2 separate regions of the Homo sapiens genome follow, and region 1 is linked to region 2. A link is a contact called in ENCODE Hi-C or POLR2A ChIA-PET data. All regions are on one chromosome and are shown on one strand. The core of a region is the stretch at or near the end of the contact, and the rest is flanking DNA. Distances in the headings are between cores, read along the strand shown.

Evidence for each region. Hi-C counts contacts between places; a loop is a spot of excess contacts on that map. ChIA-PET counts read pairs that join two places held with the same protein, here RNA polymerase II (POLR2A). Pooled maps may share reads with other maps.
Region 1: a loop to region 2 is called in a map of IMR-90, with 16 times the contacts of the local background. The contact joins two enhancer-like sites. A Hi-C loop is called at or near these places in 1 of 168 maps with a recorded cell type or tissue (IMR-90) and 2 of 50 pooled maps. POLR2A ChIA-PET finds 5 or more read pairs at or near these places in 2 of 52 experiments (GM10248 and WTC11).

What each region holds. Positions count from the first base shown.
Region 1 is chr1:7,644,022-7,646,721 of GRCh38, reverse strand. The region is part of intron 7 of CAMTA1 (calmodulin binding transcription activator 1); the gene reads right to left. Among named protein-coding and RNA genes, the nearest start is that of VAMP3, 130 kb to the left of the region's middle. RefSeq lists an enhancer at 2,411-2,700. Within about 2 kb of position 1,299, at least 7 of the 41 ENCODE cell types and tissues checked have a DNase peak (open chromatin) inside an H3K27ac peak, as active enhancers do.
Region 2 is chr1:6,636,982-6,639,681 of GRCh38, reverse strand. DNAJC11 (DnaJ heat shock protein family (Hsp40) member C11) reads left to right here. Exons shown (of 16, transcript NM_018198.4): 12 at 1,318-1,387; 13 at 2,178-2,235; 14 at 2,342-2,484. Among named protein-coding and RNA genes, the nearest start is that of THAP3, 13 kb to the right of the region's middle. Within about 2 kb of position 1,306, at least 10 of the 41 ENCODE cell types and tissues checked have a DNase peak (open chromatin) inside an H3K27ac peak, as active enhancers do.

The sequences.
Region 1 (2,700 bases), core at 50-2,549, 1.0 Mb before region 2:
TGGCCTCTACCCAACTCACCATGACTTTCACCCTCACAGTCACCATGGCCTCCACCCTCAGTCACCAGGGCCTCTACCTCACCAGGGCCTCTGCTCACACTCACCAGGACCTCCTCCCAACCCACCAGAGCCTCCACCCAACTCACCAGGGCCTCCACCCAACTCACCACAGCCTCCACCTTCACAGTTACCATGGCCTCCAACCACTCACCAGGGCCCTCACCCTCACAGTCACCATGGCCTCCACCCTCAGTCACCAGGGCCTCCATCCGCCTCAACAGGGCCTCCAGTCACACTCACCAGGGCCTCCACCCAACTCACCAGGGCCTCCAACCACACTCACTATGGCCTCCATCCAACTTACCAGGGCCTCCACCCAACTCACCGTGGCCTCCACCCAACTCACCAGGGCCTCCACCCAACTCACCGTGGCCTCCAACCACACTCACTATGGCCTCCATCCAACTCACCAGGGCAGGGCCTCCACCCAACTCACCATAGCCTCCACCTTCACAATCACCATGGCCTCCACCCTCACAGTCACCATGGCCTCCACCTGCAGTCACCAGGGCCTCCATCCACCTCAACGGGGCCTCCGCTCACACTTACCAGGGCCTCCACCCAACTCACCATGGCCTCCACCCAATTCACCAGGGCCCCCACCAAACTCACCAGGGCCTTCACCTGCACTCACTATGGCCTCCACCCCACATTCAGGATGGCCTCCACCTCCACTTTCAACATGGCCTTTGTGGCCTCACATTTACTATGGCCTCCACCACCTGCCATGGAGGTGAGGTTGCTTTTGGAGGAAGTGTGGGGGTGGAGGTGCTGAATCCCCACACACTCGTGCCTGTGGATACGTCGTGTGCCCGTGCAGAAGCATGGAGGTGCACAGAGCACTTGTGTGGTGTGGGCGTAGGCCCTGGGGCTCTGCTGATTCCACAGCCAGCCCTCCTGCCGCCCGCCCAGTGCTGCAGAGGACACCTGCCCCAGAGGCCTGAGTACTCTGGCCTGATGCCAGCGGAGCTCTGGGGCTGGCAGGCAGGGTGGAGCTAAACCCCGAGGCGGCTGGGGGAGCTGCCTGCTGATTTCCGGGCCTTCGAAGCCTGCAGGAAGGCCTAGGACTTGCTCATGGCTGCAGGGCCATCTGGCCAGCCAGGGCACTCCAAGAGGAGCCTCCAGGTGGGAGAGCTGGGACAAGATCACCACACGGGAAGGGCTGTGAACACAGCTTAGAAGTCATGCCCTCGCCACTCACTCCGGATGGAACAACCTCACCAACAGCTTGCTGGGAAATGCCTGGCGTGCCATCCCCTCCTGGGCTGCCAGGAAATGGGCAGGGAAGAAAGCCACGGGTGCTCAGAGGGAGAGGATCTTCTCCGAGGAAACGGTTCCATCTGGCTTTCTGTAGGTTCCAGTGGAGCCAAGGGTGCAAGGTTTGGGGCATGGCAGTTTAGAACCACTGTGGCTCTGAGCAGCCCAAGATCACTGAGCAAGTTTCCTGCCAGCTTGGCAGGACAGAAGCACAGAGCCTGCCTGGCAGAGCAGTCGACTCCACTCAAAGTCATCTCTCAGTGGCTAATCTGGGAGGAGAGGACTCCCCCTTCAGCTCCTCACTCACACTATGGGGGTTTACTGGGTGCAAATCTGGTGCTCTCTCAGACCAGCTGCATTGGAACAGACCCTGGAATTTCCAGGATGAGACATACTAAGCTTTAGATCACTTGCGTACTGTAAACTCCAGGCCTCAGACGGCGCCTCAGACAGTCATTGCCAGGCCTTGGACTGAGATGGGCAATTCTGTGCACTATAAGCCAGAAAGCTGAAGCCCACAGGGGCACCCCAGGCTAAGCACAGCTCTACTCAGCCCTGAATGATTCACATGCAGAACCTCTTTCCCCAAAGTACGTTAGGATGGAACTACAAAGCAAAAAACGACACTTCCCAGACTCTCTTGCAACTAGGAGTAACCATATGACAAAATTCTGTCCAACGACACCAGAGATGAAATGATGTATGCAAGTTGTGGGCTTAAAGGGAAGGAACTCACCCTCCACCTTATTTTCTCCTCTTTCCACTGGTTGGAATGCAGTTGCAATGGCAGGAGCTGGAGTAGCCATTTTGGACCATGTAAAAGAAGGCAAAGCCCTAGGAATGGGGAGCAGCCACCCGGAGGGAGCCAGGGTGGCCGATCCCTGACCCTGGGGCTGCCACATCAACCCTGAACTGTGACATGAAAGCCAAAGGAGCTTCCCTTTCATTGAAGCCACTGTTATTTTGGTCTTCCTCATAGCAGCAGGACCCATAGTCTCATGATTACAGAAGGGATTCCAAAAGACAGGAAAGATCTCTGGGAATGTCCTGGGAATTCCTATCAGCTATCTTCATTTATTTCTGTGTGTGTTTTTTTTCATCTGAAGGAAGCATTCCTCAGATTGCAGGTGGAAGGGAAGCCCCCTTCTGACCAAAGGGCACAGCTGCAAGGACCAGGATGGGATTCTCTGAATCAGCCTGGTGAGATTCCCAGGGCATAAGGTCACGGAGCCCCCATCTCACAGCAGGTGAGGTGAAGGCTGCAGACCCATCTCCCTTCAGCCCTGGGGAGCACGACATTGTGATTAAACCGCTGACAACTCCGCTGGCGGGCAGGGAAATTTGGAAACATCAGGAAATCAAACTGTGAAGTCTTCGAAGGCA
Region 2 (2,700 bases), core at 57-2,556:
GTAAATCTTACTCTCAGAAAGGACTGGAGTTTATAGAAGTGTTGGGCCTCGGCTGGGCGTGGTGGCTCACGCCTGTATTCCCAGCACTTTGGAAGGCTGAGGCAGGTGGATTACCCGAGGTGAGGCGTTCAGGACCAGTCTGGCCAACATGGTGAAACCCTGTCTCTACTAAAAAAATAGAAAAATTAGCCGGGCGTGGTGGCACGTGCCTGTAATCCCAGCTACCTGGGAGGCTGAGACAGGAGAATTGCTTGAACCTGGGAGGTGGATGTTGCAGTGAGCCTAGATTGCGCCATTGCACTCCAGCCTGGGTGACAGAGCAAGACTCGGTCTCAAAAAAAAAAAAAAAAAAAGTGTTGATCCTCTAAACCATGGCCTCAAGAAAGAAGAAGTTTTCCTTTCTCCTTTCCCAGCGCTGAGTTTAAGAGGAATGCGTTCTGGATCCGTATGTGAGGGGCCTGCGTTAACTAGAGTCTTGAAAGTCACAGAAACACAACGTTTTTGCAGTTTCTTAGATAATCCATTGGGGCATGCCGTGAAACCTAAATTATTAGTGCAAGCATCTCTACAGAAAACTGAGAGCTGGTATAGATTTGTTACTTTATAATATCTCATTTAGTAAAGCATTGCACTTAGAGAATCTCAGATAAAGGAATGAATCTCCTCTTCTGGGCCCGTCTGGCCTTTGGACTCAGAATCCTAATTCCCTAGGAGGCTTGAGGCTTAGAACAAGACATGTGCTGGCCCAGCCTTCTCTCAGAAGGGAGGACAGGCATATGCTGACCCCAAGGCCCATACTTTGTTACAGGAAAGCGGATCTGTGTGTCTAAAGTGGTATTAGTTGTTCCTACCAAAAGTGTTATTTAACAACTCACGCCTGTAACCCTAGCACTTCGGGAGGCCGAGACAGTAGGATCACTTGAGCCCAGGAGTTCGAGACTAGCCTGGGCAATATAGTGAGACCCCCATCTCTATCTTAAAATTAAAATTAAAAAAATAATAATCCCACAAGGTTGGTGGGATCTCCTGAAATTCTCCTGTGGTGGGGTCTTCTTTCCAAAGAGACTGACAGTCGGTGTCCCGTCAGCTTGGTGAGGAGGTGGGGCAGAGCCATCTAAGGATAAAATGAAAGCTGCCAGCCTGTGACTAACAGACTTGCCTGAGACTGTCGTGGGAATATTTTTTAAAGTTCTACAACTGAACTCCAGTAAGATCACAGACTGTTTGCTGGGCTCGGGTCCAGCACGGGAGGGGCTGTGTTGGCTGGAAGCTGGGCAGCGCCGCGCTAACGTGGGGCTTGTGTTCCTCTCGCGTAAGGGAATTGGAGAAGCAGAGGGAAAGCGCCGCCACCGATGTGCTGCAGAAGAAGCAAGAGGCGGAGTCCGCTGTGAGTGCTGCCCCACCGTTCCCAAGCGAGGGCTGTAGGGGACACACTCCACACCCCACATGTTGGTCTCAGGGCCTTAGAGGTCAGACTTCTCTTCTCCAACAACTTGGCTCTCCACTTAGTCTTTATTGTGGGATGCGACACTGGGCTCTGCAGTCCCTGCCCTGAAGATAATTACCCTCCAAAGGCCTAACAAGGGCTTTTTTAAAGTGGTGAGTATTGGCCTCTTTTTCTTCCCTCTGAGTGTTCTGCCTTTTACTGAGCAGGAGGGAGCAGGCTTCCTGGGTATGTGGCGAGCATACTGCCAGGTGGCCATGGGCCGTGTGCGCGGCCTGGCGAGCACATGCCTGTCTGAGGGGGCGGCACAGCTATGCCCAGCAGAATGGCACCACAGGAGAACACAGGTCCTTTCTCAAGAGGAGCTGGGATTCCAGCTTCTCCTGTGAAATCTCTTTATTTTTAAAGCTGACAACGCATTGTTTTTTTATTGGGTCAACAAATCCCACCCACGCATTAATGATCCCTAGAAAGGGAGCTCCCACCGGTGGCCACCGGAGGGTCATGCCGTTTCAGGTGCTTCTCACCTTCTGACCCAGAGCTGCCTGCCCTAGGTCTAGGAGTTTCAGAGTGAGCCACTCGGGTAGCAGAGCTGTCAGGGTGCCCACTCCCTTCCTTTCCAGGCCCTGAGCAAGTATGTTGACGTGGACAAGACTGCCTGCCTGTGGCCCTCTCACCAGAGGTGGAACAGGCCTGGCAGGGCCCTGACTGTGTCATCCTTGTTCTCTGGCAGGTCCGGCTGATGCAGGAATCTGTCCGAAGGATAATTGAGGCAGAAGAGTCCAGAATGGGTGAGAACATGTGTCCTCTCTTGGTCCAGGGTGGGCGCTGGGGGTCTCTAAGCCACACAAGGAGGTGCCTGGAGGAGGCCTTCCTCTACTCGGAGTCTGTCCTTAGGCCTCATCATCGTCAATGCCTGGTACGGGAAGTTTGTCAATGACAAGAGCAGGAAGAGCGAGAAGGTGAAGGTGATTGACGTGACTGTGCCCCTGCAGTGCCTGGTGAAGGACTCGAAGCTCATCCTCACGGAGGCCTCCAAGGTACAGCAGCACCAGCCACCACATGCTATGTGCTCACAGATTTGAACAGGCTGGGCGCGGTGACTCAGGCCTATAATCCTAGCACTTTGGAAGGCCAAGGTGGGCGGATTGCTTGAGCCCAGGAGTTCAAGATCAGCCTAGGCAACATGGCAAAACCCTATCTCTACAAAAAAGAGAAAAAATCAGCTGGGCATGGTGACACACACCTGTTGTCCC